Regions from separate parts of the Homo sapiens genome. Here region 2 is linked to region 1. A link is a loop called in an ENCODE intact Hi-C map of the cell type or tissue named here. Cell type or tissue: transverse colon. All regions are shown on one strand. Each heading gives the region's core, and the rest is flanking DNA. Links, peaks and the distances in the headings are about the cores only. Region 1 has its middle 72 kb from the start of SLC9A6. Region 2 holds the start of LOC124905271 (small nucleolar RNA U13).

Region 1 (16,503 bases), core at 3,027-11,026:
GATCCGCCTGCCTCAGCCTCCAGAAGTGCTGGGATTACAGGTATGAGCCACCGTGCCTAGCCTAAGTGTGTGCAATTTCTTTAGGGAACTTCTTAGAAAGGCAACACATTTAATAAATGTGCAAGTTCTGATGACATTTAATACATACGAAAGCCCCAATATGCTTGCTGAAAATCAACCTTTACCTTTTTTGTTGTATCAGGTGTTTGGGGAAGAGGGGAAAGGAATGGGCGGGTACTCAGTCATGGGATGAGAGCACGCTAAATCCATGTGCCCTCTTCCTAGGGTGTAGGAGGAGAGAGCTTCAGCGCAGGGTTCAGCAAACTTTTTCTGCAAGGGCCAGATAGTAAAAATTTTCAGCTTTGCCTGCCATATGGGGTCTGTTACATAACTTAACTCTGCTATTGCAGTGCAAAAGCAGCCTTAGACAATACTCAAACAAATGAGCATGGCTGAATGCCAATAAAACTTTATTTGCAAAATCAGCTGGGAATGGATTTGCTCTGTGGGCCAGATTTGGTCTGCAGTTCCTAGTCTGCCAACCCCTGCTCTTGTGCAAAGCAGACACTCATTTGCAGACTTCTTGTTTGACATCTCCAAACAACTTGCTGAAAGGTAAAGGGGCAAGCAGAGGTCCCTGAGCTCCCATAATCACTTCTCTTCAACCATTCTCGGTTGAATCCCATGATGTCATTCTGAAATGCAGTGGGTCATTGACAGGGTCACATTACTCAGAGAAAAACAGGATGTTTGACACCTAAAATATTCAGAACAAGCCCAGAGCTCATCTCTGCAAAAATGCTCTTATATAACAGGAAGCAAGAAGAAAGGGAAAGCGGCGACAGGAGGCTGGGAGGGGACAGCCGCTCTTGGAGAAGGCGCACCGGGTTGGGCTCTGACGGCAGGCCTGCTGCCTAGAGAGTACATCTCTGCTTGCAGCTGTCACTTCAGTGGACAGATGACTTCATTTCAGCTCCCCCCCTCCAATAAAGAGGCAATAATCTCTCACTTGGGAGAAATACCATATGGCAGATGCTTTGCAAAGTTGTAAGAAAACAGTATAAAGTACTTAGCGGGGAAATGCCACTTCCAAAAGCATAAAATTTGTCTAGAAAGGGATCAGGCAGTGTCTTTGAAATACCATAGGTTCCCAGAAGATGAAGTTGAAACCAGTGGGATTGGGTAACAAGAGGGGCATTATCAAGGCAAGTTAACACAGACATCTCCTTTCTTGTGTTTACATACCTTTAGTGTGGCTCAAATCCGAAACACTTATTCCCAAAGCTCACCCTGAACTGCCCTTGCTGAAATCTCAATGTCCACTACTCTCTACCTTGTACTTCAGGCTCGAAAATAACAGGTCTTCTTATTCCCCAAAGACCCAGTGGCATGAAGCCTCTGGCATGTGGCTTTGTGTCTCTGGGCATTTGGTCATGCAGGTTTCTTGTTCTGGAAGGGCCCTTCTGGCTCTTCAAAATTTAGCCTCCCTTGGCTGTTTACTGGGCCTCCCAAGTGTGTTCAGCACCCCCTCTTCTGTGCTACCTTGAGATCTTATACATATTTCTTTTGTTGTACCTAGTACATCGTCGAGTCATTTATTTGATTATATGACTTATTTCCTCCACTAGACCCTGAGCTCCTTGCTCTCTGATTTGTCTCTGGATTCCCAAAACCTAGGTAGTGCTGGGCTTATGAGAACAGCCCCATAAACATTTGCAGAATTTGGTGTCCAATAGTGGGGGGAGCCTCACTTGCTCAGCTGATCTCCTTTGGACCAGAGCTATATTTTCCAGGGCAAGCCTAGGTTAGGGTTCCATTTTGAGGTCTCTAGAACAAAATCCCCAGTAGCCTTGGGTTCCTCAGCATGGGGCTCTGGTCAACTGAGTTGCTGGCGCAGTTCTTTCATTAACTCTCTTAACTCAAATGTCTGCACCAAGATTTCCAATCCAATTACGAAGAGTCTCCCAGCCAGCACCTTCTTATCCTTCAGACCTCATCTTAAATGTCTTCTGAGAGACCGTTCCTGATTTCCCAGTCTGGAGTAGCTCTCCCCATTACTGTCTTGGCTTACCACATGACTTGGCATTTAGTAGGCATTCAATAAATACCTGTTGAAAGAGTGAGTGAAGGCATTTTGCAAGGTTTGAGTAAGCTAACGCCCATGGAATGCCTCAGACACATTCATTGCCTATAGACACACAGTAAATGTTTCCTTTATCAACATCTCTTCAGACACACTAATCCCAGGAAGCAACTAGGATAATGAAGCGACATCTCCCCGACTCCAGCACTTACAAAAATGCTTCCTTCCACCTACAGACAAATATAAAGGGAGAAGAATTCCAAAAGGAAGGCAGTTGTCATCTTTGACATACAAATGAAACGTGCTCAAAGTGGACAGCATTTATGTTCCCTTAAAGTGTGGCAAAAGCCAAGTTCCCCACAGCTTGAGCAAACAGGAAGACAAGAAATGTTCACACATAACCTTAAAAGTGGATCCAACCATGCCGCAGAGTGAGGCAAGCCTGGCTTAGGAGATTATGCCCATATAAGGCCCCACAAGCAGCTCCCAGTGGAGGCTGAGATAATTTGGCACCTCTCAGCAAAAACCAATAAGATTTGCCTTTAGGGCTTTGTTCACAAATAACCCCAAGTCGGCTGTCTACATTTTCATCTAAACATTTGATGAAAAACCTAATACCACCCTAAACATTTCAGCCTCAAAGACTCTGAAGGAAGTGCTGGAAATAACTCAAAGGCAGCCATCATCTGAAATGCTCACTCAAGTCTCCCCGGTGGTCTTTCTGAGTTGCTGAGGAAGAGCTGGGATAGGGAGGCAGGGCTCTGGGGACCACCTGAACTCAGAGATGGGCTGAGATCTGTTTCCTTTTCTGTCAGTGACAGTAAAGGGCTAGATAGTAAGCATTTTTCACTTTGCGGGCCATAGGTCTATCACCACTGCTCTACTCTACCACTGTAGTGAAAAAGCCTTAGGCAAGACGTGAATGAATGGGCATGGCTGTGTTCCAATAAAATTTTATTGATGGTCACTGAAATGTGAATTTCATATAATTTTCATGTGTCACAAAATATACTTTTGATTTGTTACAACCACTTAAAAATACAAAAACCAGTCTTAGCTCTCAGGCAGCACAAAAACAGTCAATGGGCTGGACTCGACCTGTGGGCTGCAGCTAGCTAATCCCTGCAGCAGGCAGTAATGTACAGTAATGTGTAGTAACCAGCAAAGAACACAACCTCAGGCCCTTGGGCTCACTTGGATTCTGCAAGTTAACTTCTGCCACTTTCTGGCTATGTGACTTTGAGTAAGTCAGTAAAATCTCTGAGCCTCAGTTTCCCCATCTGTCTGGACCTCCTTGCCACTGCTGGAATGAGCATTAAAAGAGAGAAGCCATCTCATGATGGTGCTTGGCACACATAAACACTCTGTAGATGTTAGCTACTGTTATCTGAAGTTCCCTTTGATTACAGCTGGCATTCTCCCTTCTGATATCCCTAGTGCCTAGCACACTATGTGGCACACAGTAGACACTCATGAATCTTGGTTGAATGAATGAATGAATGAATGAATGAATGAATGAATACATGCTTGAATAAAATCCCATCGAAATGCAGCAACTGACACTTTCACTCTCTAGCTGCCCAGGCTGTCAACTTGCAGCCTCCATCACTTCCAAACTTTTAGTTTTGGCCCAGTGTTGTTGTTGGGTCAGCACTGGGGCAAGTGGTTGGAGTTGCACTTGGTACAATTTCAGATGTGCACATAGTAAGTACTCAATAATTGCTTGAGGAATGAATTAATAGACATCTATTGCCCAAGTGAAGCGATAACTTCAAGTATTTTAATTTCAAAAAGAGAGATACCCCTCCTTTGCACCCAGTCCTAGGGCTCATGATGTTGGGGAAGTGGTGATTAAGATGAGGTGACCTCCCTGAAAGTCCGCCCCGGGGAGGGACAAGGTAATTGTCCAGCACTGCATGTTGGTCTTCTCCTGCTTTCTTCAGCTAGTCCCACAGAGGGACACTGGCCTGCCCACCACCTGCCTCTCTAGGAGACCAAGCTCTTGTACAAACAAACTGTTCAGGGCTTTTTAGAGCCAAATTTCTATCTGCGTACGCATTCTCATCCAGAGGGCCATTGCTCCAGCTGCTAAGGTAAAAAGGGGGTTAGCCAGTGATTTGGGCCCATGTGCTTCATGGGGGGAAGCCATTTATTTTTGTATAAACAGCATATGGTGCTCACCTACCCCTCACAAGGAGGCTGTGGGAATTCCTGGCACACGAGTAATTTTAAGTTTCAAAGTTTTTCTAGGGTCCTGAAAAAAAAAAGCTGCAGAAAACACGGAAAAGGAAATCATCTTGAGTTGGACACGACAGCCCTTGAACCATGAAGAGCATCACGTGCAGATCAGAGGCCCCAGCGAAACTCTCCCTGGAGAAAAGGCCCAGCAAGCCCAAGCCAGGCCGATAGGGGATTGATTTCCCACCCCCGGAAACAGCGCAGGAATCAATGAGTGTGCTGTGATCCAGAGCTGACTGCCGGGAAGCCTTGGCCTTGGCCAATGCTAGGCAGGAGGCTGTGGGCTACGTGAGCACTGACAAGACCCTTAAAGGCTTCCAACTTTCCTCTGGAGGAAGGCTTGACTTGGATCCCACTATAAGTTCTGTCAACCACATCAGAGCAGTTTCACAAAAGCCACTCAGAAAATGGAAAATGTTAAGGACATTTGTGGGAACCAAGAAGGAGCCAGACACAAGTATGGCATCATTTTCCCCACCACCCAAGGAGCCACCATCCCAAGTCTTGAAGAAGCACAAAGGGAAGTCGAGGTCCTCATGCCTGTTGAGCAGGCCCCCGGGAGTCTGCACCTCAGAGCCTGCTTTGGGCCTTGAGACTTCAGTCTGCTTTGAGCCGATGGTGGCACCAGCCATTTCTTATGATTAATCATAGTAATAATCGCCATGACAGCTACCATTGACAGGGTGTTCACTGTAGGCCAGGCACTGTGCTAAGTAGCTGTGTGATCTTGGACCTTCGCTGAACCACTCTGAGCCCCAGTTCCTTCCTTATCGGCAAGAAAGGGATAGCAATGGCACTCAGCTCAGAGAGTTGTTCTGTGGATTCGATGAGGCCATGCTTATAAAGGGCTTAACCCTGTGCCTGGCCCAGATTAGGTGCTTCAACAAGAGACAACCGCTATTATTATTACATGCGGGAAATAGCTGACGATTCAGATCAAAGGGGAAAATGACAATGGCCTTAATTCTGTTGTTGTAATTCTCCCTTTCTCCCTCTCCTTACCTTCTTCTTTCTCAACTTATCCTGTTTTTTATTTTATTTTATTTTATTTTATTTTTTGAGAATGAGTTTCACTCTTGTTGCCCAAGCTGGAGTGCAATGGTGGGATCTCGGCTCACTGCAACCTCCTCCTCCCGGGTTCAAGCAATTCTCCTGCCTCAGCTAGGATTACAGGTGCCCACCACCACACCTGGCTAATTTTTTTTTTTTTTTTTGTATTTTTAGTAGAGAGGAGGTTTCACCATGTTGGCCAGGCTGGTCTCGAACTCCTGACCTCAGGTGAGACACCCGCCTTGGCCTCCCAAAGTGCTAGGATTACAGACGTGAGCTTACCCTGATCTTAAACATAGACTTTCCATTCTCTCCCAGCCCTGTGAAGTGCAGGGAGGGCAAAAGCTTGCATGGCCATGGAGAAGCACGCACGAGCCACTCACAGGTTTGTGTGCCCACCAATGGCAACTCCAAGCAGATCGCCTCTTCTTTCTCCTTGCCAGGTCCGTTTTTGGCACTTTACATCTCCCAGCCAATACGGTTTTGGTCGGCTCCATGGAGCAGTGCATGAGGCATGCCACAGAAACATGAGAAGTAGCTAGTTGGCTATCTTGTCAGGTTGTGTAGCTGTGAGTCAAAAAAATGCCAAAACATTTGAAAGCAGAATTCACCCCTTCTGTGACAGCCACCAGAGTAATGCTCAAAAAGGTATTTTTTCCTCTTCTGTGGGTAAAGCAGAAGAGAAGAAAATGAGTGGCAGTCACTAGTCCAGTAAAGGGAATGTTTGATCTTGGTTTGTTCATTCATTCGCTCCTTTGTTCATCCCTCACATTCTTGGTAGGTTCCTGTATCTACTTTTTGCTGAGCAGTATACCTAACACTGGGGGAAATCAGACGATTGAGACAAGGGTGTCTGAGCCTATGGCTTACTGTCTAGTGGGGGAGATGGATAAAATAAATGAACAATTCTAATGTAGTGAGAGGAGTTCTCTGCAGCTGAGGAGCACAGGGCACTGTCAGTCCCCAGAGGAACCAGCATCGAACTCAACCTGGGAATGTGTTTGTTTCAGTTCACGAAAAAGCCAGCATCCAAATCAAAAAGATGGCCAGGAGTGGAGGCTCTCACCTGTAATCCCTGTAGTTTGGGAGACCAAGGCAGGAGGATTGCTTGAGCCCAAAAGTTTGAAACCAGCCTGGGCAATATAGCAAGACCCTTTGCCTACAAAACAATTTTAAAAAATAAAAGATGGTCTTTGCTTAAAACAAGTGAATGCAAGCAGCCTGGGAAACCAAATGCAGAGGCCACCAAGCCTCCAAAGGCAGCCTGGAAAGTTACTCCTCTGCATCTTGTTCTGTGCCTGTTTCTTTTCTATCCCTCAGCCCATTGATTAGGCTCATGCCTTTCACTCTCAAGAAAGAGTTAATCTTATATACAGTAGGATTTCAATTTTCCAAAGTTTCTGAATGTGTGGGTGCATATGCATATAGAGTAAAAAGACTGGAAGAAGCCTCACTAAAATGTTAACAATGGTTATCTTTGGGTAGCATTTTCATGTCTCATTTCTTAAATATTTTAATTTTTTCCACAATGAACATGTATTATTTTTATAATCTGAAAACAATGTCATTAATTTCAAAAGTGCAGGTCTGCAAAAAGCTATGTGCTGTATGCTTCTGTTTATATGACATGCTGGAAAAAGCAAAACTACAGGGACAGGAAATATGTCAGTGGTTGTCAGAAGCCCAGGGTGGGGAAAGGGATTAACTACAAATGGGCACAGGGGAAGTTTTTGGAGAGATGAACCCGATTCGTCTGTTGATTGTGGTGATAGTTACATGTCTGTGTTTTTCTTTTTTCTTTTTTTTTTTTTTTTTTTTTGAGATGGAGTTTCACTCTTGTTGCCCAGGCTGGAGTGCAATGTTGCAATCTCAGCTCACTTCAGCTCACTCCAGCCTCCGCCTCCTGGGTTCAAGCCATTCTCCTGCCTCAGCCTCCTGAATTGTTGGGATTACAGGCTCCTGCCACCACGCCAGGCTAATTTTTTGTATTTTTAGTAGAGACAGGATTTCACCATTTTGGCCAGGCTGGTCTCGAACTCCTGGCCTCAGGGGATCCACCCGCCTCGGCCTCCCAAAGTGCTGGGATTACAGGCGTGAGCCACCACACCCGGCCGTCTATGTTTTTCAAAGCTCACAGAGCTATATGCTAAAGGATAAATTTTATGGCATATAAATCATACTTCAATAAGCCAGAGGTTTTGTTTGTTTGTTTTGAGACAGAGTCTCACTCTGTCGCCCAGGCTGGAGTGTGGTGGTGTGATGTCAGCTCACTGCAACCTCCACCTCCCAGGTTCAAGCGATTCTCCTACCTCAGCCTCCCGAATAGCTGGGATTACAGGCATGCGCCACCAGGCCCGGCTAATTTTTGTATTTTTAGTAGAAACTGGGTCTCTCCATGTTTGCCAGGCTGGTTCCAAACTCCTGACATCAGGTGACCTGCCAGCCTTTGCCTCCCAAAGTACTGGGATTACAGATGTGAGCCACCGCGCTTGGCCAATGAGCCAGAGTTTTTCTAAAAAGTGAGTTTAGATTATTTTTCCACTTCCATCATTTCTGGAGAATCTGATGGACCCAGGAAGATAATGAAATGTTTGAAGTGTATGATCTTAAAAAGATTACAAAAACAGACAAAGGAAATTTTCTTATTCCTGTCAGTTCTCTTAAAGTTCAGCCTTAGATGGCTGGGGCTTGAGTTTTGTTTTTTTATTCTTTGCTCCTTTTTTTTAAAGTCACTCGAGGCCAGAATTTATGTGAAAGACATAGTTTTTCTTGGTATCTAATGAGGTGACTTTAGAATGATTTCAAGTATGATTTACAACTGGAGTGCTATCTTTATGAAACATTTATATCTGTGACAACACCTAATAAAACTTTTTATTGGAAACATTGTTTGTATGGTTAGAACAGACTGTCAAAATAATCCCCCTTGGACCAGATGCATCACAAACTGATCATTTACTCTGTTGTTCTTGCCGGTATCATATTTAAATTCAATCTGATGGGGACTAGAGAAAAGGGCAAGCCGATGACATCATTTTCTTTATAAAGATTGAAGTTTTCATTTACTACAAGGGACACGATATAAAGACTATCTTACAGTAAGAAACTACAATGCCCACAAGCTGGAAATTTCTGTCCTGAACTACCCAACTAGACACTGTTATTTGAATTCAGTCATGTCATTAAAATATTTAAGACCTGGTTTGTGCTTTATTTGATATAGAATTGGATCATTGTCTATAAGTACAGACTCTAGATGCTGTATAATTAGAGTGGTATCTGAAGCTATCTTTTTTTTTTTTTTTTTTTTGAGACAGAGTTTCGCTCTTGTTGCCCAGGCTGGAGTGCAATGGCACAATCTCGGCTCACTGCAACCAACCTCCACCTCCTAGGCTCAAGCGATTCTCCCCCCTCAGCCTCTGTAGTAAGCCTGGCTAATTTTTGTATTTTTAGTAGAGATGGGGTTTTGCCATGGTGGCCAGGCTGGTCTCGAACTCCTGACCTCAGGTGATCAACCTACCTCGGCCTCCCAAAGTGCTGGGATTACGGGCGTGAGCCACTGGCCTGAAGCTACCCTTTCGTTTCTTCCTTAGCCTAACAACAAGAAAAAGTTCTATAATATACCAGGGTTATGGAGAGGAAGTGGCAACTGGCTCAGCACAGATAGAAGCAGTGTGCCAGTTACTTTTGCTTTTAATTTACCTTGTAAGTTCTTCTGTTCATCCTTAGAAGTGACTCCAAATGCGTGGTACAGAAACTACATGCACAGATGCTGCTTGTTCACATAAAATCAGTGGAGAAATCAGAGAAATACCAAAAATATCTAATAATAAGCTATTGATCCTGCTAAAGGGCATAATGAAAAGATGGCATGAAGTTCTCTACAAGAAAAAAATGGCCATTTTGATCTATTACATTTACAAACTAGAAATGCTGAGCTCTAAAACCACATATCTAATAAATGCTGAGCTCTAAAACCATGTATCTAATGACAAGGCTATCTTCACCACTAGACTGTGAGCTCCTTGAGTGCAGGCAGCATGCCTGATGTACCTCTGACTTTCTAGATCAGACAGAAGGAATGAAGGAAGAATTTGTATAATCAAGTCATTGGTTTCCTATGAAACAGAGTTTGGAATCGCACTACTGACATCCCTACCAATGGGTCAGAAAGAACAGAGCTCAGTGTAATGAGAGCAGAGCTGTGGGCTCCATTGTTACATAGAATAGCCAGCTTTGTCCTGGACTGCCTTTGTAGGTAAAGGGGAGGTTCTGCGTTTAATGTATGTTTTTTAGGTCAGCACATCAGTCCTACAGTTTCTGGGTGAAGAAATAAATTCCTGCCGAGGAAGGAATGTAATTGGGGTTTAACACAAGCAATTTTAGGAAAGACCTCTACGTATCAGGACCAGCACTACATTTCTTAAAAAAAAAAAAAAAAAAGACATCTCTTTGTCCATCATCTTTCTCTCAAGTTAGTTCTGAAGTGACTTTTCCCAGCCACTCCGGAGGCAATGAGGACTTCATTTTGGAAACATTGGCTGAGTGTACTGGTGACTCACACCTCTGATGAATTAATAAAAGTTGAGAAAACAAAAACCAGATGTTTCCTTCATCTTAATATAGACCCCTAAGCTTTCTTTTTTCAGTTATACTGTCACTTGCTGATTTCCTTCTAGTGAGGCAAAGCCCAATATTTTGAAAGTTTGTATCCATGCCTATTGGATGACCTCCATCCCAACAGTTGCTATTTGGTTCAAATTTCCATAAAGACAGCAGGTCAGGCACGGACTGTTTCAGCAAGCTAGTGGCACACAGTGTTTGAGAACAGCATACCAGAGGGCTTGGACACTAGATTGGATTTGCTTGAGAACTCTTGCAACAGCTTCTGAGGAAAAGCAAAAAGCGAAGCCGTCTCTTAGCTTGCATGCAAACCCACACAGAACCAGAAAGAGACTGGCCAACTAGCCGTGGCTTCCTTTCCACATCCAGTATTCATTCCTTGGCCCTTGACCCTTCTGGAAAATGCTAAAAACTGTGTTTTAGAGAGCCCACAACATATATTTTCATTCTTCTGGCCAGACTGGAGGTGAATACACTGAAATCCAGAGTGACGTACATTTGAAAGTTTCCTAATAACACCACCCATCATTCCCTGAGAACTTCTGTAGCTTTCTGTTTTTCGTAAGGAGGGAAAATAATTTATTTTTTCCTCCATCCATTGTACTTTGGTTAAAGCAATTATTTTTCCCCAGACACCACCCATAGCAAAAAGCTCCAGATGTTTTTAGGTTATAATGAGAGAATGGATGGCAAACCCTGGTGTTTTTCAAACTCGTATCCTTTCCCAGCCTTTTTGTTTGGGGCCCTTAGCCCTCCTCTCCCTCCCCTCTTTTCTTAATTGGGCTCCACCTACCCTTACCTAAGTGATCCAGAAACAAATTTAGATTTGTGCTTTGACCGCTACATCTCTCAATCTCTTGGTCCTAATAGGTATCTTCTAAAATTGTGATTCCCACCACCCCATCCACTGATTTGCCCAATCCAGGTTGCTGGTAATCACTGTAACCTGTCCCCCTCACCCATTCACTACGGCTAGTCTCCAAATCAACACCAACCAGATGTCTCTTGCATCTGTCCCCTCCTTTCGACCCCTACTGTATTCCTGTGCTTAGGCCACCATTCTCTCTCACCTGACCAAGTCTTCTAACCATCATCTCTGTGTCCACTGTTACCCATCTCCAAATAATTCATCCTTTCCACCGTAGCTACAGTAAGTGATCTTTCTAAAACCCCTGTATGATCATGTCTTCCATACATTGCCACTCCTGGTAACATATTGAGCATGGTGGCCTGGGAAAAATTCTTACACCAGTGAGTAATGTGAAAGTGCTAGTTAAAGCTAGGTTAGGCTGGGTGCAGTGGCTCATGCTTATAATCCCAATCCTTGGGGAGGCTGAGGCAGGTGGATTGCTTGAGACCAGGAGTTTGAGGCCAGACTGGACAACATAGTGAGACCTTGTCTCTATAAAAAATAAAAAATAAAAATAGCCGGGCTTTGTGGCACGTGCCTGTAATAAACAGCTACTTGGGAGGCTGAGGTGGGAGGATCACTTGAGCACTGGAGGTTGAGGCTGCAGCGAGCCTTGATCATGGCACTGCACTCCAACCTGGGCTACAGAACAAGACCCTGTCTTATTTGTTTGTTTGTTTATTTATTTATTTATTTATTTTTGGAGATGGAGTCTCACTCTGTTGCCCAGGCTGGAGTGTGGTGCCATGATCAAGGCTCACTGCAACCTCCACTTCCCAGGTTCCAGCGATTCTCCTGCCTCAGCCTCCTAAGAAGCTGGGATTATAGGCGTCTGCTACCATGCCCAGCTAATTTTTGTATTTTTGGTAGAGATGGGGTTTCACCAGGTTGGTCAGGCTGGTCTCAAACTCCTGACCTCAAGTGATCTGCCCACCTCGCCCTCCCAAGGTGCTGGGATTACAGGCATGGGCCACTGCACCAAGCCGCTGTCTCAAAAAAAAAAAAAAAAAAAAAAAAGAGGCTGGGTGAGGTGGCTCATGTCTGTAATTCCAGCACTTTGGGAGGTCGAGGTGGGTGGATCACTTGAGGCCAGGAGTTCAAGACCAGCCTGGCCAACATGGCAAAACCCCCATCTCTACTAAAAATATAAAAATTAGCAGGGCGCAGTGGCACACTCCTGTAATCCCAGCTACTCGGGAGGCAGAGGCAGGAGAATTGCTTGATCCTGGGAGGCGGAGGTTGCAGTGAGCCAAGATTGTGCCACTGCACTCAAGTCTGGGTGACAGAGTGAGATTCCATCTCAAAAAAAAAAAAAAAAAGAGCTAGGTTAATGTTAATGTCAGAGAAATGGCAGGACCTTCTCCAGCCTGGCATTTGTCACCTGGACTCTTCTCCATCATGTCTCCTATTGCACCACACCAAGGTTATCTGTATACCTGCTAGTCTCTCCCACCAGACTCTGAAGTCTGGGTCTTGCTCAGTTCAGTATCTGCAGCACTACACACAGTGCCTGGCACAGAGCAGAACTTAGAATAAAATAGCATCAGAGACAATAGTTTCTCCCTCAAAGGCAGTGGGTTAGTTTCCTATTGCTGCCATAACAAAATACTGCAAACTTAGTAGCTTAACACAGGGGCCCCCATCCCCCAAGCCACAGACCAGTACCAGTACCATTGCTTGCATTGCTGCCTGAGCTCTGCCTCCTGTCAGATCAGCAGTGGCATTAGATTCTCCTAGGAGGGCGAACCTTATCGTGCACTGTGCATGCAAGGGATCTAGGTTGTGCACCCGTTATGAGAATCTAATACCTGATGATCTGTCACTGTCTCCCATCACCCCCAGATGGGACTGTCTAGTTGCAGGAAAACAAGCTCAGGGCTCTCACTGATTCTACATTATGGTGAGTTGCATAATTACTTCGTTATCTATCACAATGTAATAATAATAGAAATAAAGTGCACAATGAATAATGCACTTGAATCATCCCATAACCATCCCCCCTTCTCCCCCGCTACAAATCCGTGGAAAAATTGTCTTCCATGAAACCAGTCCCTGGTCCCAAAAAGGTTGGGGACCACTGGCTTAAGACAACACTCACTTGACACCTGATGGTTCTGTAGGTCAGAAGTCTGACAAGGATCCCACTGGACTAAAATCAAGGGGACGGTGGGGCTGTGTTTGTTCTGGAGGCTCTAGGGGAGAATCCTTTTTTTTTTTTTTTTTTTTTTTTGCCTTTCCCAGCTTCTAGAGGCTGCCTTCCTCTATCTTCAAAGCCAGCAATCTGACCCAGGCACAGTGGCTCACGTCTGTAATCCCAGCACTTTGGGAGGCCGAGGTGGGTGGATCACCTGAGGTCAGGAGTTCGAGACCAGCCTGGCCAACATGGTGAAACCCCGTCTCTACTAAAAATACGAAAATGAGCTGGGCATGGTGGCATGCACCTGTAGTCCCAGCTACTTAGGAGGCTGAGGCAGGAGGATCCTTGAACCCGAGAGGTGGAGGTTGCAGTGAGCCAAGATCTTGTCACTGCACTCCAGCCTGAGAGACAGAATGAGACTCCGTCTCAAAACAACAACAACAACAAAAAAAAAACAAAGCCAGTAACGTAGCATCTCGCTGACCCTGCTTCTGTTATCACATCTCTTTCTCTGACCATAGCCAGGAAAGGCTCTCCCACTTTAAGGGGATTGGGCCCCCCCCCCCGAATAATCCAGGATAAACTCCCACCTCAAGGTCATCTAATTAGCAACCTTAATTCCATTAACATCCTTAATTCTCTTTGCCATGTAACTGAACATATTCACAGGTTCCAGGGATTAGGGTGTGGATATTTTGGGTAGGCCATTCTTCTGCCCACCATAGGCAGCAGCAGGAGAGGAATCTGAATTTCATTCAGCGCCCCCCTTGTAATGCTTTTCATACAATGGCAATGCTCTTACTTAATTGGCTGCATTTGTTTTTCAATTGAAGCTATGATTTTGTCACCTCTGCGTTCCCAGTGCCTGGCCCAGGGCTCAGCCCAGGTGAGGTTCTCAGTGTCTATTGACTGGATGTTAGTAAGCAAAATATTGATTGACTGGAGTGTTTAAATATCAACCTTTTCGTTCCCCTCAGCAAATGAAACTTTGATTGTTGAGTTTCAAAAAAGTGTTAAAAAACCAATTTTGAGGCAAAATCGGGGGTCCAATTGCCATTATCTTGCTTTCTTACACGAAACCAACTCTAAGATTGAAAAAACAGGCAACTTCTATTATCTGACAGAAGTGTTCCAGATTTTTTCTGGTGAAAAAACAGCTCACATGCTTTTTGCCTAGTCCACATGGGAACACAGCTGTATAAGAAATTCAAATGAACAGAAAAAAAAAAAATCATGCAATAAAGACTCGTGACTCCTAAAGCAACCAAAAATTGAATACTTCTCATGCAGTTTTTGTAGGATTTGTATTTAAACATACAGTGAACCACTTCAAAATTCCAACAAATCTGGAGAAATTAAACCTTGTTTCCAAGAAGTGCTCAGAGAGCTTTCAATACATTTTTTCATCACTGAAAAAGAAGTGACATGCACAACTGAGCTGTGTCTCTTTAGCAGGACCCAGTGCCTACCAGACAGCAGCAAATGGAAAATGAGCCAACCTGGTGTCCTACAGTGATACGGAGGACAGGAGTCCTCTCCTCAAGCTGCAACTGCAGTACAGGTTCATGGTAAAGGAAAGGGTTCTTAACCGGGGGCGGTGGCTCACGCCTGTAATCCCAGCACTTTGGGAGGCCGAGGCAGGTGGATCACCTGAGGTCAGGAGTTCAAGACCGGCATGGCCAACATGGTGAAACTCTGTCACTACTAAAAATAAAAAATTAGCTGGGTGTGGTGGCGCATGCCTGTAATCCCAGCTACTCGAGAGGCTGAGGCAGGAGAATTGCTGGAACCCGGGAGGTGGAGGTTGCAGTGATCCTCCGTCTCAAAAAAAAAAAAAGGAAAGGGTTCTTTCACTGGGCAGAATTGGCCAGAAATTGCCAGGTCTCATGGAGTTCGGGCTCCAGCCATGACAGCCCCAACTAAGCCAGTTCTCAGAATTCAGTGTTTACCGTGGCAACCACTTGGGGCACCTCCAAATTGCTAAACTGGAGATTCCAAAGAAAAGCAGCCCAAAGTAGCTGCATGGTCTGCAAAGACTTTTCCGTATTTTATTCAAATAGCACCTCATCAGCAAACCTTAGCGAATATTCAAACTCGGTTTCGACAGTCTTCTGAATCCCAGTCAAAACATTTCAACGTACATCACTTCATCTGATCCCCCCGCAATAGGCCTGGCAGTGACTTGGGGCTGGAACCAGTATCCAGTACCTACCACAGTGCTTGGCACATGGTAATAGCTCAGCGAACTGCCATCATTTTATAAAGGAAGAGACAGGCTCAGGCAGGTTGAAGTGGCTTCCTAAAAGTGCCTAGTGGCAGGCAGGGCTAGGACTCAGGCCTCCTGACTGTTACCCTCTTGCTTCCTTATTCCACCACCCTGGACTTCAAAATCCAGCTCCATAAAGGTCAGGAGAGCATTTCACTCATTTTCAACAAACATGCGGTGAGCATCTACCCCAAACCAGACCTTTTCACCACTCTTCCACTGTTCTCTGCCTGGCTGGCTCTTTCAGGTCTTGGTTTTAATGTTACCCCTTAAGCAAGACCTCCTGAATGTCCCTCCTACAACCACCCTGCCTCCGCACACCCATCACCCTCTATCTCATTTCCTATTTGTCACTTACCCAACTTGAATGATTTTGTGTGTATGTTGATTTACGGTCTGCCTTCCCTGACTGGAATGTAAGCTCTATGAGGGCAGGGCACTATTGGCTCAGATTTTCTGTGGACAGTCCACCCACTGTAAGATGAGCACGTGAGGAAGCCACTGAAACAAAGCCAGTGTGCGCTTGGGTGCGTTCATAAAAGAATGATGGACTTCTGGAAGATGTCCTGAAGACAGAAAGGGAATGGGGTTGTTTTGCATGGGGACAGAAGGACTCAGGGAAGACATACCAGCTCCTTTCAAATGTCTGAAGGTGGCAACACAAAAGCAGGGAGTGAACTCGCCCTAAGAGATCCAGTGGGACAGAGGCGAGGGAGAGGATGCTGCGGGGGCAGATTTTGGTTCAAGATGCTCCTTGCTCTGCTTATGTAATTGTTGGATACTTACTGTCTTCCCCACTAACTTGTAAGTGCCGCAAGGGTGGCCTGTGTCTATGGTATTCCTCACTGTATGTAAACAGGATAGCACAGCATGTGGTGTGTTTGTCACTCAATAATGTTTTGACTGAATAAAGGTCGGGTGGAATATCAATGTTTGCTCTGCCTGGAATGATCCTTGTCCTCACCCTGCTTCACATGGCTGACCCTTGACTTACTTGAGGTCTAAATGTCACTTTATCAGGACAATCTTCCCCAGTCCCCTTATCACCAGATTACAGTACCCTCTCATACTGTCCTGCATTTTTTTTTTTTTTTTGAGACAGGCTCTCGCCCTGTTGCCTAGCCTGGAATGCAGTGGTGTGATCACAGCTCACTGTGGCTTTGACTTCCTGGGCCGAAGCAATCCTCCTTCCTCAA
Region 2 (16,503 bases), core at 2,804-10,803, 76 kb before region 1:
GCTCATAATGTTGCTGTGAATGACAGGGTTTCATTCTTTTGTTTTATGGCTGAATAGTACTCCAGTGTGTGTGTGTGCGTGTGTGTGTGTGTGTATCACATTTTCCTTATCCATTCATCTGTTGATGGACACGGGTTGACTCCATATTGTGGCTGTTGTGAATAGTGCAATAAAACTTGGGAGTGCACATTTCTCTTTGACATATTGATTTTGTTTCCTTTGGATATATACCCAGTAGTGGGATTTCTGGATTATAGGCTAGTTCTATTTTTAGCTTTTTGAGGAACTTCTATACCGTTTTCCATAATAGTTGTACTAATTTACATTCCCACCAACCATCTACAATAGTTCAGTTTTCCCTACATCCTTCCCAGAATTTGTTATTTTTGTCCTTTTGATAATAGCCATTCTAACTGGGGTGAGGAGACATCTCATTGTGCCAGCCACGAATTTTAAAGGCCCATTTATTACATTTGGTTGCTATGTCTCTGATTAATGGTTCTTGGGTGAATGGAGGGATGGGTGAATGAATTCTCTCTACCTTCTTTCACCCATTTCTACCACAGTCCAAATTTTACCTGTTTTACAAAGATCTGTCTATCTGATGTTGGAACCTGCTCAAACCCTTCTGTCTCTCTCTCTCTCTTTTTCTTTTCTTTGCTTTTTTTTTTTTTTTTTTTTTTTTTGAGACGGGGTCTCACTCTGTCACCCAGTTGGAGTTCAGTGGCGCGATCTCGGCTCGCTGCAACTTCAGCCTCCCAGGCTCAAGTGATCCTCCCACCTCAGCCTCCTGAATAGCTGGGACCAGAGGCATGCACCACCATGCCTCTCTTCTCTCTCTTTTTCTGTAGTACGTATCATAAATGTCTCTTGCCCTTATTACACTTAATCTTATATTAAAGATTTTATGAAGGCAGCTTATCTCTCATGTAAAGTTTTCAGCTTCTTGAGGGTAAGTAAAATGCTTACTCACTATTGCGTATTAAAACCGCAATTACTTTTGCACCAACCTAATACCTAGTGGCACCAAGCACAGGGCCTTGCTCATATTAGACAACCAAATAAATTATTTCTAAGCAGAATGGAGTTAATAATTAAGACCAACATTCATAGCATCCTTTATCTCCCTCAGGTATAGTCTAAGCACCATGAGTCTTGGAGTCTTGGAATCTTGCAAACATGGGTTCAAGTCTAAGCTTGGCCTTGGTTGGTGGTGTGGCCCAGGGTAAGTTATAAACTCAGGTGTGTTCAAACATTTTTGTTCACATGCTCCCTAAAATAATTTTGAAAACCTGTGTGCCCCCACGCCATTCAGTTTAGAAATAATTTATGTGGTTGTCTAATATAAGAAAGGCCCTGTGCTTGGTGCACTAGGTACACAATAGTGAGTGAGACATTTTACTTACCTTACCATTCACGTTACAAGCTGGTATCTAAACTTTTTCATCCAATGTTTAAATAGTTACAAAACGAAGTTATTTGGGGCATATAGTATATACTGACATTCTAAAATGATTACATCACTTTTTTATTCTATCCAATTAAATTTAAATAGAGTAGTTGTTTCATACCCACCATTAGCCATTTAAATATTATACATGATTAACTTCATTAACAGTTGGAAATTTTACATTGCTCCTTTTTTCTTCTTTAAGTCATATCTCCTTCACTTCTTTCACAGAATTTTGTACTAATGTAATATATTTTACACGTGTAAGTCTGTTTTTCATCACTCTATATACATCTCTGCAATGCAAATATGTACATAAATTACATTTTTAAAATTCTTTTACCATAAAGTTCTACGTGTTAAAAGTTTTCTAGGCCAGGCGCGGTGGCTCACGCCTGTAATCTCAGCACTTTGGGAGGCCGAGGTGGGCGGATCACCTGAGGTCAGGAGTTCGAGACCAGCCTGACCAACATGGAGAAACACCATCTCTACTAAAAATACAAAATTAGCCGGGCGTGGTGGCACATGCCTATAATCCCAGCTACTAGGGAGGCTGAGGCAGGAGAATCACTTGAACCTGGGAGGCGGAGGTTGCAGTGAGCTGAGATCATGCCATTGCACTCCAGCCTGGGCAACAAAAGTGAAACTCCATCTCACAAAAAAAAAAAAAAGTTTTCTACGGGGTGGAATATAAAAAAGTTTTCTGGATAGAGTTATCTTTAGTACACAATTAATCAAAATAACTTAAATATTTAACAAGATTTGAAAAATAATTTAAATGCACAATGTAAACTTTTTTGGAAATGTAGTTCTTAGACATGGATGAAGTCTTTTTTAATTAGTTCATGCCATTTGTGGATAAATATTGTTTATGGTTAGAATGAGACAGGGCTCTGTATCAATGTTATTTTGACTTTTTACATGTTTTAAAAATATTAAGGCTAAGAAGCTTTGTTTACATAAATAAGTAGAAGGACGTTTCTCACAGTGTTGCCATACAAACCTTTGTATTTCTTCTGAGTTATGTAACTGAAATCCCATCCCATCCTGAATCTATTGTCAAAAATTAATTTTAATGATTTATTGGTTGACAATTCCATTAGATCCTTCAGAAGTTTTTTTGAAGACAAAGAATTGGAAACCACCTGTGTTGCAAAAGGTCTTGTTATGCAGCGTTCAGGTTCACTCATCTTTCCACAACAACACCCTTATTTTGGCTTCTCCCTTTGTTTGGCACGGGGAGGTTTATATCCCCTGCGGCAATACATCAAAGTCAGATTAGTGATGGAGAAAGGGGTTGTCTTTCTTTTGTAAAATGGGAGAAGGGCTGTTGAGAAAAAGGAGGAGGAAAAGGAGAATCCACCTGCCTCAGACACAGCTTTCTCAGGCAGATCATTTTTTAAAAGTTAAGGGTCTAAAAATTGATTTCTTCACAACTGACTGTGCCCACGGACTCCTGGAAATTCTTCATGTATCCCCCGTGTTATGTGTACCCCAGTATGACTTAATTTACCTTATCTCAGTTTCTACATCTGCAATTCAGGTCTAGTATTATCTAAGTAACAGGATTATTGTGAGAATGAAATTAAATTACATACCACATGTAATGAACCTAGCACAACATCAGACAGATAGTAGGTGTTCAGGAAACGTTAGATTGTTTCTCCACCTTTCCATCTTGACATTCCCATTTTTACACAAGTACGATGGATTATCTTTAGCTATTTTTTTTTGAGACGGAGTCTCGTTCTCTGTCGCCCAGGCTGGAGTGCGGTGGCATGATCTCAGCTCACTACAAGCTCCGCCTCCCGGGTTCATGCCATTCTCCTGTCTCAGCCTCCCAAGTAGCTGATACTACATGAGCCTGCCACCACGCCTGGCTAATTTTTTGTATTTTTAGTAGAGACAGGGTTTCACCGTGTTAGGCAGGATAGTCTTGATCTCCTGACCTCGTGATCCGCCTGCCTCAGCCTCCCACAGTGCTGGGATTACAGGCGTGAGCCACCACATCCGGCCTATCTTTAGCTTTTTTACAGTCTTTAGAAAAAGAAAAAAAAGGTTATATGATTAGGCCAAGATTACATATGAAATTAATAAATGTGGACTGTAAATCTAATCAGCACACTTCCCCATCTATTTTTTAGGCTTTCAGACATTTTTTTTTTTTGAAATGAAATCTTGCTCTGTTGCCCAGGCTAGAGTGCAGTGGCGTGATCTCGGCTCACTGCAACCTTCGCCTCCCAGGTTCAAGCGATTCTCCTGCCTCAGCCTCCCGAGTAGGGGGGATTACAGGCGCCTGACACCACGCCCGGCTAATTTTTATATTTTTAGTAGAGACAGCGTTTCACCATGTTGGCCAAGCTGGTCACGAACTCCTGACCTCAGGCAATCCGCCCCCCTCAGCCTCCCAAAGTGCTGGGATTACAGATGTGAGCCACCGTGCCTGGCCCAGACATTTCTTAAAAAGCAAAGTACAAAAAATAATATAAAACTCATGCTCCCACTACCCAGAATCCATAACTATTAAGAGTTTATATTTACTTTTGTCTCTCTGTTTTTTATTTTTTTTCAGACTTGGTCAATAAGAAGTTTTTTGTTGTTGTTGTTTTGTTATTGTGTTGTTTTTACTTTGTTTCTCTTTTGGAAAATAAAAGAATTGAATATTGCAGATAAAATATTTAATATTGTCTACTGTCTCCAGTCCTATCCCCTTCTTTCTCCTGAGTCAACCACTATTCTGAGTTGGTTTTGTTTCATGATTTTATATTTAGTGTACATTAGTGGTACCATTAGTCTATATCATTCTGCAACTTTTGTTTGTCTGTTTGACTCAATCTTCTGGCTTTATTCTTTTGGGGTTTTTTGTTGTTGTTGTTGTTGTTTGTTTGTTTGTTTGAGACTAGGCTTTGTGCCGTTGCCCAGGCTAGAGTGCAGTGGCACGATTTTAGCTCACTGCAGCCTCCACCTCCCAGGCTCAAATGATCCTCCTGCCTCAGCCTCCCAAGTAGCTGGGATTACAGGCGTGCACCACCATGCCCAGCTAATTATTGTATTTTTGTAGAGATGGGGTTTTGCCCTGTTGGCCAGGCTGGTCTCGAACAACTGACCTCAAGTGATCCACCCCACTCACCTCCCAAAGTTCTGGGATTACAGGCGTGAGCCACTATGCCCAGCTTTATTCTTTATTCATCTCTTCTCCCTGTCACCCCAGTCATTTTAGAAGTCATGCATTCTATTTATATCATACACTCCAAATGTAATCACTATCTCCATCCTTCTCCCAAACAAGGTAATTTCTCCCACCCCACCCCCAACTCTAATGTTTTTGTTCTCCGCGATTTTAGTTCCAGTTTGGTTTTTTTGGCTTTCTTTTGTTTTAAGACAGTCTCTGTCAGTCACCCAGGCTGGAGTGTAGTGGCACCATCACGGCTCACTTTGCAGCCTTGACTTCCTGGGCCCAAGCGATCCTCCTGCCTCACCCTCCCAAATAGCTGGGACTACAGGCACTCACCACCACACTTGGCTAACTTTTTAATATTTTGTAGAGACAGGGTCTCACTATGTTGCCCAGACTGGTCTCAAATTCCTGGCCTCAGGCGATCTTCCTGCCTCAGCCTCCCAAAGTGCTGGGATTAAAGGTGTGAGGCACTGTGCCCAGCACATATAATTCTTTTAATTTCTGTAAGGTCAGTAATAATACACTTTCTTCTTTTATTTCTGATTTTAGTAATTTGAGTCCTCAATTTTTTTTTTTCTGGTCGTCGTAACTGAAGGATTGTCAATTTTGTTGATATTTTCAAAGAAACAACTTTTGTTGATTTTGCTGTATTTTCTATTCTTTATCCAACTTTTTTCTTTCTTTCCAATGGATTTCTTATTGCAGGCTCCTGTTTAATAATCATTATTATTGTTTTATGTATTCTATTTTATATTTTTTAATCTCTGGAAAATTGTTTTTGTTTGCACTTTTGTTTTTTGTCAACTTTTATTTTGAAATATTTCAAACCTTCAGAAACATTGCAAGAATAGCATAATAAAAACCTATATACCCTTTACCTACATTCATCAATTGTTGATATTTTTCACATTTGCTTTATTTGTGTGTATGTCGATACCTATCTATTGATGAGCTATTTGATAGTTGTAGTTCTGGATGATACGACACTTCATCCCTAAATACTTCATGTATCTCTTAAAAACAAAGGCATATGCCTACATAACCATAGTATAATAATCATACTTGGAAAATTTAACATTGATATAATATCAAATTTACATCTGAAATCAAATTTTCACAGTTGTTCCAATAATATACTTCATAGCATTTTAAAATCCAAAATGTAATCAAGGATTGGCCAGGCACAGTGACTCATGCCTGTAATCGCAGCACTTTGGGAGGCTAAGACGTGAGGATCGCTTGAGCCCAAAAGTTTGAGACCAGCCTGGTCAACATGACAAAAACTCATCTCTACAAAAATTTTAAAAATTAGCTGGATGTGGTGGTGCACACCTGTGGTCCTAGCTACTCAGAAGGCTGAGGCAGGAGGTTCCCTTGAACTAGGAATTTGAGGCATCAGTGAAAAAAAAAAAAAAGAACCAAACATCACACTATTGTCAAGTCTCTTTAGCCTTCTTTGATCTAGAATATTTCCAAGCTGTTTTTTTGGGGTGAGGTGGTTCTTGTGATATTGACATTTTGAAGAGCTCAGGTTAGTTTTTTTGTTTGTTTGTTTTCACCCAGAATGTCCCTCAATTTGGATTTGTGACCGTTCCCATTTTTGGCAGGAATACAACAGAAGTGATGTTGTATATTTCTTAGTGCACCACATCAGAGGGCACATAATGCCACCTTGTCCCATTATTGTTAATGTGAGGTTTGATCACTGAGTTCAGGTGGCTTCTATCAGACTTCTCCATTGTAAGAGTTTCCTTTAGCCTTAGAATTAATAGGTAATCTGTGAAGTAATGATATGGAAGGGGGGCAGGGAAGTGCTGGGAAGGGAAGGGCGTGGTCCCTGGCTAGGGCTCCACCCCCAGGCCTGTGTCCACAGACCTAGGTGAGGACTGGCATATCTGTTTTCCTGCCTAAATATTGCGTTTCCCAAGACCCCCCTGGCCTGCCACACCCCCATCCTGTGCCTATAAAACCCCGAGACCCTAACAGGCAGGCACACAAGTGGCTGGACTTTGAAAGGAACACGTTGGCAGAAGAAGACACAAGTGACTGGACGTTGAGAGGATGTCGAGGGGAGCACGCCAGTGGAAGAGCACAAGACAGATGCTGGCACGCCGGCAGGCCTTCAACTGGCGGAATGACATAGAGTTTGGTCAGGGTGGTTGGAGGAGAACCCAGGCCACTGAGCAGCTTGACTCCAGGGGAAAACTTTCTCCCTTCTGGCTCCCCCATCTGCTGAGAGCTACTTCCACTCAATAAAACCTTGCATTCATTCTCCAAGCTCACTTGTGATCCGGTTCTTCTGGTACACCAAGGCAAGAAACCCCAGGATACAGAAATCCCTCTGTCCTTATGATAAAGAAGGGGGTCTAATTGAGCTAGCACAGGTCGCCTATAGATGGCAAACTAAAAGAGCATCCTGTAATACACGCCCACTGGGGCTTCAGGAGCTGTGAACATTCGCTCCTAGCCACTGCCGTGGGGTCGGAGCCCCACAACCTGCCCATCTGCATGCTCTCCTAGAAGTTTGAGCAGTGAGGCACCGAAGAAGCGAGCCACACCTCCATCGCACGCTCTGTGAGAGGGATAAGGGAACTTTTCCCATTTCAACAACATTTTGAGAGGGTGTAAATATTCTATTTCTCAGTATGTTTTCACCTGATAGTTTCAGCATTCATTGATGATTTTTGCTTGAATCAGTTAACTATGGTGGTTATAAAATAATGCTTTTCTATTTTTGTCATTTATCCTACATTTATTAGTTGGATTTCTCCTATAAAGAAGAGCTTTTTCAATCTTTTTGTAGTTCATGAGCATGAAGATTGGGTGTTCATGCACATGTGTGAGATGTGCCACCCTTGAACCTTGTTATGACGTTGGCATCTTACCCATCTGGCCTGAAAAAAAAAAAAAGAAAAAGAAAAGATCTTTTTCTTCTCCCCTATCCTTTTTTGAACTTTTTTCTACAGTATCAGTATGGACCCATGAATTATTTTTTTTCTTTTTTTCTTTTTTTTTTTTGAGACAGAGTTTCGCTCTGTTACCCAGGCTGGAGTGCAGTGGCACAATCTCGGCTCACTGCAACCTCCGCCTCCTGGATTGAAGCGATTCTTCAGCCTCAGCCTCCCAAATAGCTGGGACTACAGGCACATGCCACCACGCCTGGCTAATTTTTGTATTTTTAGTAGAGACAGGGTTTCACCATATTGGCCAGGCTGGTCTCGAACTCCTGACCTTGTGATCCGCCCACCTCAGCCTCCCAAAGTGCTGGAATTACAGGTGTGAGCCACCATGCCTGGCCGAATTTTTTATTCAGTATGTTACAATCCATTCCTGTCCTTATTCATTTTGATGCTCAAATTGTCCCAAATTTGGCTAGTGGGAGCCCCTTCTAGCTGGCTCCTGTATCTTTATTTGTTTGTTTATTTACTTATTTATTTTATTTATTTTTTGAGACAGGGTCTCACTCTGTTGCCCAGGCTGGAGAGCAGTGGCACGATCTTGGCTCACTGCAACCTCTGCCTCCCTGTTTCAAGTAATTCTTGTGCCTCCAGAGTAGCTGGGATTACACGTGGGTGCCACCACGCCTGGCTAATTTTTGTATTTTTAGTAGAGACAGGGTTTCACTATGTTGGCCAGGCTGGTCTCGAACTCCTGGCCTCAAGTGATCCACCTGTCTTGGTCTCCCAAAGTGCTGGGATTATAGGCGTGAGCCACCACACTCAGCCTCCTGTATCTTTTTAACATGAGTCTTATCGATTTTCGAGTATTCCTTGCTTCCTCACATTACCAGATGTTCCAGACGCACTTTGTTCTTCCCTTGCCCTGGACATGGAATCAGCCACTTCTCTAAGGAGATCTAGTTCCTTTGAGTGGGAACAGTGTTTTAGACATGAACATGTGCCACCCAGATCATCTTAAGAAAGAATTTGAAGCTGAGCATGGTGGTACACGCCTATTGTCCCAACCACTTGGGAAGCTGAGGTGGGAGGATCACTTGAGTCCTGGAGGTCATGCCTGCAGTGAAATAGGATTGTGCCACTGCACTCCAGTCTGGATGACCTAGTGAGACTCCATCTCTAAACAACAACAACAATAAAATTAAATTAAATTAAATTTTAAGTAGAAAGGGCTTGCTGCCTATCTATCGGGAGTGTGGTCAGCGGGCAGCCTCCAGCTGTCTGCTCCTTCAATGTCTGCCTCAGCTGCAAAACACTTTCACTTAGGTGCATGCCCTTCCGGGGCCACCTACGTCTAGTGATTGAGACAGAAGTAAAAGGCCTGGCTTTTCAGCCCCATTTGGGACACTCTATTGGGACAAAATACTTGTACCAGAGCGCCCTGCTGGGTTGGTTGAGGTCCGCAACACAGTTCATCTTTCTCTTCTCAGTCCTGCTTCCTTCGGTCCTTCCATAGGTATACATTGGTTGATCTCTAGTAAACATCTTGTACTTTATACTCCATCACAGCTTCTGTTTCCAGAGACCCCCACCTGAGGCAGGTGGTATTCAGAATATAGTAGTCCCCCTGAAACCAACCCAATAGCCCCATAGATACTTTTTTTTTTTTTCATAAACAGAGAAATTGACAGACACTTCTGGTCTCAAAGCTTGAAACTTTTTTTTTTTTTAGACAGAGCTTCACTCTTCTTGCCCAGGCTGGAATGCAGTGGCGTGATCTTGGCTCACTGCAACTTCTGCCTCCCGGGTTCGAGTGATTCTCCTGCCTCAGCATCCTGAGTAGCTGGGACTACAGACACCTGCCACTGTGCCCAGCTAATTTTGTATTTTTAGTAGAGACAGGATTTCACCATGTTGCCCAGGCTGGTCTCGAACTCCTGACCTCGGGTGATCCACCCACCTTGACCTCCCAAAGTGCTGAGATTACAGGCATGAGCCACCACGCCCAGCCAAGCTTGAAATTTGTATTTGTTTATCTGAGTTCTTTCCTCAGGAAAGGGCTGTCGGGCCTCTCAAAAAAAAAAAAAAAAAAAAAAAAGGATCAACTTTGGGAGGCCCAGGTAGGCAGATCACTTGAGTCGAGGAATTTAAGACAGCCTGGGCAACCTAGCAAAACCGTGTTTCTCCGCATATTCTCACTCATAGGTGGGAATTGAACAATGAGATCACATGGACACAGGAAGGGGAACATCACACTCTGGGGACTGTTGTGGGGTGGGGGGAGGGCGGAGGGATAGCATTGGGAGATATACCTAATGCTAGATGACGAGTTAGTGGGTGCAGTGCACCAGCATGGCACATGTATACATATGTAACTAACCTGCACAATGTGCACATGTACCGTAAAACATAAAGTATAATAATAAAAGAAAAACTTAAAAAAAACCGTGTTTCTATTTAAAATACAATAAGCTAGGTGTGGTGATGCACGCCTGTAGTCCCAGCTACCCATGGGGGCTGAGGTGGGAGGATAATTTGAGCCTGGGAGGTGGAGGCTGCAGTGAGCTATGATACTGCCATTGCACTCCAGCCTGGGTAGCAGAATGAGACTCTGTCAAAAAAAAGTATCAAAGAACTGAAACTCACCACATCACCACCTGGAGACAATGAGATGTCGGACCCCTTATTCATCATGATTGCTTCCTGGCCCCTCCCTAGTTTCTGTTTTCTTACTCATTGTTACATTTCTTGCCTGCTGTATAAACCCCTAGTTTTTGTTGGTCTGGGAGATGGATTTGAGACTGAGCTCTCATTTCCTCAGCTGCAGCACCCAATTAAAGCCTTCTTCCTTGGCAATAATCATCATCTCAGTGATTGGTTCTCTGTGTGGTGAGCAGCAGTACCTAGACCAAACCCCTGGTGTTTGGGTAACATTCCCTTATCCTCAGGGGCTACATTCCAAGACTTCCAGTGGATGCCTGAAACCACAGATAGTACCAAACCCTGTACAAACTATATCATTCAATCTGATAACCGGCACAGGCAGGTAGTAACCACAGCATGAACATCCTGGACAAAGGGATGATTCATGTCCTGGGAGGGATAAAGCAGGACTGTGCAAGATTTCATCATGCTACTCAGAACAATTTAAAGCTTATGGTTTGTTTATTCCTGGAATTTTCCATTTAATATTTTTGGGCTGTGGTTGACTGTGGGTAACTGACACCACAAAAAATGAAACCACAGATAAGGGAGGACTACTGTACAAGAACTAGGTGCTGTGTGCTCACTGCCATTGGGATGTCATTGATTCTAGGCCCTTTTACTAGACAGAAGTACATTTTAAAATCATGAGGCCGGCCAGGCGCGGTGGCTCATGCCTGTAATTCCAGCACTTTGGGAGGCCGAGTCGGGTGGATCACAAGGTCAGGAGTTCAAACCTAACATGACCAACATGGTGAAACCCCCGTCTCTACTAAAGAATACAAAAAGCTGGGCGTGGTGGTGCGTGCCTGTAATCCCAGCTACTCAGGAGGCTGAGGCAGGAGAATCGCTTGAACCCAGGAGGCAGAGGTTGCAGTGAGCCGAGATCGTGCCATTGCACTCCAGCCTGGGTGAAACAGCGAGACTCTGCCTCAAAAAAAAAAAAAAAAAAAATCATGAGGCCGGGCACGGTGGCTCACGGTTGTAATCCCAGCACTTTGGGAGGGTGAGCCAGGCAGATAACTTGAGGTCAGGAGTTCGAGACCAGCCTGGCCAACATGGCAAAACCCCATCTCTGCTAAAAATACAAAATTTAGCGAGGCGTGTGGCATGCACCTGTAATTCCAGCTACTCGGGAGGCTGAGGCAGGAGAATCGCTTGAACCCAGGAAGCAGAGGTTGTAGTGAGCAGAGATCATGCCACTGCACTCCAGCCTGGGTGACACAGTGAGACTCAGTCTCAAAACAAATAAATAAATAAATAGAATTGAGTTCATACTAGTAGCTATATTCCAGTCCAACATCACATGGTTCTTCCACTCCCTCCCCTGTAACATAACTTGTATTTCCCCTTTCCCACAGTGAGAATCCCAACTTCCAGTGTATTTATGCATTTTTCAGCCTATTTACTCATTTGCTGAGTCCAGTGATACACAAAATGGCTTCAAATTGCTACAGCAGCAGTGTTGACATCAATAATAAACCACTAACATGTTCAAGGTTGCTTTGCCATTATTTTTATCTATATAATATATCTTATTGAATGTGCACAATGAGATTGCTGTGTCAAAAGTTAGTGGACGAATTCTTTTTATTCTACTGCATAATTACATCTTCAGTGTGATATGCAGTTATTTGTTTATATTGCATTTTCATTTTTTCTCATATTCAGTTTTATTTTTGAATATGTAAAATATTAACATAATTAAAGGACAAAATATACAAAAATATACTTAGAGAAGTGCCATTGCTTTCTTTCACATCCCATTCCCACCCATTCCTTTTGGGTCATCAACTTCCTTAATGTCTGGCTTATCCTTCCTGCAAAATATATTTTGCAGATATTAGCTACTTTCTTATACAAAAGGTAGAATACTATATATAGTATTTCACAACTTGCAAACACAAGATTTAAATTAAATTAAATTGAATTTTAATTTAAAATTTGGAGGGTTTTTTTTAATTTTTATTTTTATTGAGATTGAGTTTCACTCTTGTCGCCTAGGCTGGAGTGCAATGGCATGATCTCGGCTCACTGCAACCTCCGCCTCCTGGGTTCAAGCAATTCTCCTGCCTCAGCCTCCCGAGTAGCTGGGATTACAGGCGCCCACCACCATGCCCAGCTAATGTTTGTATTTTTAGTAGAGACAGGGTTTCACCATGTTGTCCAGGCTGGTCTCGAACTCCTGACCTCAGGTGATCCACCCACCTCGGTCTCCCAAAGTGCTGGGATTACAGGCATGAGCCTCTGTGCCTGGCCAAATTTGGAGATTTTAAATATGCTTGCTTGAAAGTCCTTTTTAGGTTATTCCGTTATTTTCATATCCTCAGATATTGGGTCTCTGGCCACTTTTTGTGGTGCCCAACTTCCCCATAGATGTTATCGTTTTGTTTGGGACCTAATTTTCTATGGGAATTTTCTTTTGCATGCCCATCCCCTTGGAGGTGGTTTCTCGGTTCTCCCAGTCCTGGCTCCTTGAGTTAGCAAAAGCTCAGATCAGGGCTTCTTCCTGTAAGATGTAGCAGTTCCAATGCCCACACTCAGATGGCACAAACCAGGCATAGGTCTTATGTTAGCTTGAGTTTTCTGCCTCAGCTGCTGCTTCAGACAAGCAGGAGATTCTGGTCCAATCCTAGTGGGAGGCAGACCAGGTGGGAAGCACAGCTGTAAACCTTGCTTTCACACAGAGATCCTGGTGCCAGCCTCCTACCACATACTGGGCAAGTTTGGCGGAATTTCCCCCATGGACTTGAAGCCCTATCCTAGACTGCTCCTAGCTCTCCACTCTTAGTTTCTGTCTCTGTTCTGGACTGTGACAATTTTCAGTTTTCCTCTCACAGTTGACGGTTATGTACTTTTAAATATCTTCAAGACCTTCTAGATCATTCCTATGTGTTTGAAATAATGTGGGGAGAATTAGGCATATGCTCACTTCACCTTCTTGATGTGAAACTATTTGTCATTTATTCAACACATATTTATTGGGACTCACTATGTGGCAAGCACTGGCACAGTTTCTTGGAATACCAAAATAAATTAAAGATATTATCATGGCTGATCAAAGCTCAAGCTTCCTTCTCTTTATGCTTTGTTTATTAATAATGTGCAATTTACCTTCATAATACAACAAAACCTTTAAAATATATTAGGATTGAGGCTGGACGCAGTGGCTCCCGCCTGTAATCCTAGCACCTTGGGAGGCTGAGGCAGGCAGATCACCTGAGGTCAGGAGTTCGAGACCAGCCTGGCCAACATGGTGAAACTCCATCTCTACTAAAAATGCAAAAAAAAAAAAAAAAAAAAAATCAGCCAGGCAGCCAGGTGTGGTGGCTCACACCTGTAATCCCAGCACTGTGGGAGGCCAAGGTGGGCAGATCATGAGGTCAGGAGATGGAGACCATCCTGGCCAACATGGTGAAACCCCATCTCTACTAAAATACAAAAAAAAAAAAAAAAAAAAAAGCCGGGCGTAGTGGCACACGCCTGTAGTCCCAGCTACTCGGGAGGCTAAGGCAGGGGAATCACTTGAACCCAGGCGGTGGAGGTTGCAGTGAGCCGAGATCACGCCATTACACTCCTGCCTGGCGAGAGAGCAAGACTACATCTAAAAAAAAAAAAATTAGCCAGGCGTGGTGGCATGCACCTGTAGTCCCAGCTACTCGGGAGACTGAGGCATGAGAATGGCTTGAACCCGGGAGGCAGAGGTTGCAGTGAGCAGAGTTCATGCCACAGCACTCCACCCTGGGTGACAGAGCGAGACTCATCTCAAAAAAAAAAAAAAAAATATATATATATATATATGGATTGCTAGGCTATCTTGAAGGGTACCCATCTTGCCTACTTCTTCCTCCCTGCCACCTGTACCTGGATATACATTCTCAACATAAAACAATCTTAAGAAAATAAAAGCTCACTCTTAAAAGAAAGCTTTTCTTTCATTCTTCTAATCCTTCCCATCAATTGCACTGATGACACCCTCTGAGTCCTTAAATGCTAAAGTAGACCACATGAAACTGCTTCTGGAAAAAAAACCCGCCACCTACTCAATACTCTACTACTCCCTGGGACCTCTTTTAGCAGAGATGGGAGCCTTGGCTGTTTTAACGGTAAATTATTTTAAAGAATTCACTTGTGAGGATGAATTCTGGTTTCCGGGCAGACCTCTTACTTAGGCTGCCACCCTCCTGGCATTTTTCATTTGACAAACGTGTACTTAGGCGGTGCGTGACATTTTTCCTGATTATCTTGTTTTATATCTTTTTTTCCTCCTCTGGAAATGCTAAAATTAAATGCATTTTCAGTCTCTGGTTCAATGCTGAGACAAAAGGCCTCCTCTGCTCTTTGATATTTAACAGGCTGATGTGCTGACTAACTCTGCAGCAGCCTTCTCTATTAGTTCAGTTGCTAAATATAGAAGTTGACTTGGTGTCTGATAAAAGTAAGTTAATTAAACATTCCTTTTCATCCATTAATATTTCAGTTGTTCACAATTTAAGCACAAACAATATTATAGAAAAAGCAACTCAAAATAAAAGACATATACATATTCAGAATATTTAAATGTAATAACCATATTTTCTGTTAATTCAGAAGTGAAACTCACTGATAAGTATGAAACTTTTTTTTTTTTCAAAATGAGATCATACACATCATAGGCTAATGTTCCCTTTTTTAGAACTATGGGAGCTGAGGGAGGCCAGAGACCCACTGAGGAAGAGCCAGTTTAGGCTTTGGAAGTTTTTTCTCTTTGGGGTTAAATCATGATATTATAATTATTTTGATCTCTTTGGGGTTAAATCATGCTATGGTAATTATTTTCTTGGTCTAGATTATCACATTCAGACTTGTCCCCTATAGGCTTATGGTAAAAATATGCACAGCTCCTCTCAGCCCGGGATTAAGTTATGCTTAGAGTTGGCTGAGTATTAACAGCAGTTGAATTCTGAAGAGTTAGATGATTTATGTTTTTCATTGATTAATGGGTTTGGCAAAATTGAACAAAAGTGGAAGAAAATGAATTCGTGACTTGTTTTCTAGACTGGAATGATTTAGGAGTGAGAGTCGTGCTTGGTCGAGATTAGGCCTATATTTGGGAATCACGTAAGAAGTGCTTCTCTATAAAGCTTGTTAAGAAAACAGCATGAAGTAGAAGACAGCGACTGAAATTACTAACACTGTCTCTTTTCTGTCCCCCTGCAAAAATAATTTTCAGCTCAAATAGCACACTGTTAATTGCTACAAATGCAATGCAAATGTAAATAGTCTTAATTCTGTGATTTTTAAAACAAGACAGGAATAAAGAAATAAATAACAATAACTAGCATTTGTTGATGTGCCTGGCAGTGTTTTAACTGGTTTTCATGTATGATCTCAATCATTACAGTAACCTTATGAATGAGGTACTATATTATCCTATTTTATACATGAGAAAACTGAAGTGGTCAGGGGGGTTAAGCAACTTACCAAAGGTCACCCAGTTCTTAAAAGGAGTTACCAGTATTTAAACCCAGGCACCCTTACTACATTATGCTAGAATAGACAGACTTATTTTCATGTATGTGTTCCTGACCTCACTGTGCATACCTTTTTCTTTTTTTTTTTTTTCTTTTCTTTTTTTTTGAGACAGAATCTTGCTCTGTTGCCCAGGCTGGAGTGCAACGGCACAATCTCAGTTCACTGCAATCTCCGCCCCCTGGTTCAAACAATTCTCCTGCTTCAGCCTCCCAAGTAGCTGGGATTACAGGCGCCCGTCACCATGCCTGGCTATTTTTTTGTGTTTTTAGTAGAGAAGGAGTTTTGCCATGTTGGCTAGGCTGGTCTCGAACTCCTGACCTCAGGTGATCCACCCACCTCGGCCTCCCAAAGTGCTGGTAATTACAGGCGTGAGCCACCGCGCCTGGCCCACTGTATGTACATGTTTTAGAGATGTTGGATCATAACTTGCCATTGAGGTACATAATAATTATTTGGGGGCAATTTTTTTTCCCATAGATCAGCAAGATTCCCTTCTCCCTGCCACTTTGTATAGGTCAGTGAATGGAAGGTTCAGAACTCTAAGAGAGATTGTAGCCTAGAGGAGTTCTCGGCAGAACCCCTTTAACCTTCACTCAAGCTAATATTTAGTAATTATCAGATAATGATCCACACTGGTTTCTCTGACATCTCTTGGGAAGTTTCTGCCTTAACAGCTGAACTGTTTCAAAGGTCTGAGCAGATTCCAGAGGTGTGCACACACACATGCACATGCACGCGTGCAAACATGCATGCACACGCAC

What was found. Peaks named below come from ENCODE experiments on the same cell type or tissue, not always from the same donor. Only the 100,000 strongest peaks of a DNase experiment are listed, where the experiment ranks them.
Region 2: it touches region 1 in a loop (9-fold over the local background); 16 of 110 quality-filtered maps call a loop at or near these places.

The regions. Positions count from the first base shown.
Region 1 is chrX:136,049,549-136,066,051 of GRCh38, reverse strand. No RefSeq gene overlaps it. Among named protein-coding and RNA genes, the nearest start is that of SLC9A6, 72 kb to the right of the region's middle. In transverse colon, for the core only: no CTCF peak of the experiment used is centred there; no DNase peak of the experiment used is centred there; H3K27ac peaks cover 6,963 bases.
Region 2 is chrX:136,125,337-136,141,839 of GRCh38, reverse strand. It overlaps LOC124905271 (small nucleolar RNA U13), which reads left to right and starts at 7,420; the gene lies at 7,420-7,523. In transverse colon, for the core only: no CTCF peak of the experiment used is centred there; no DNase peak of the experiment used is centred there.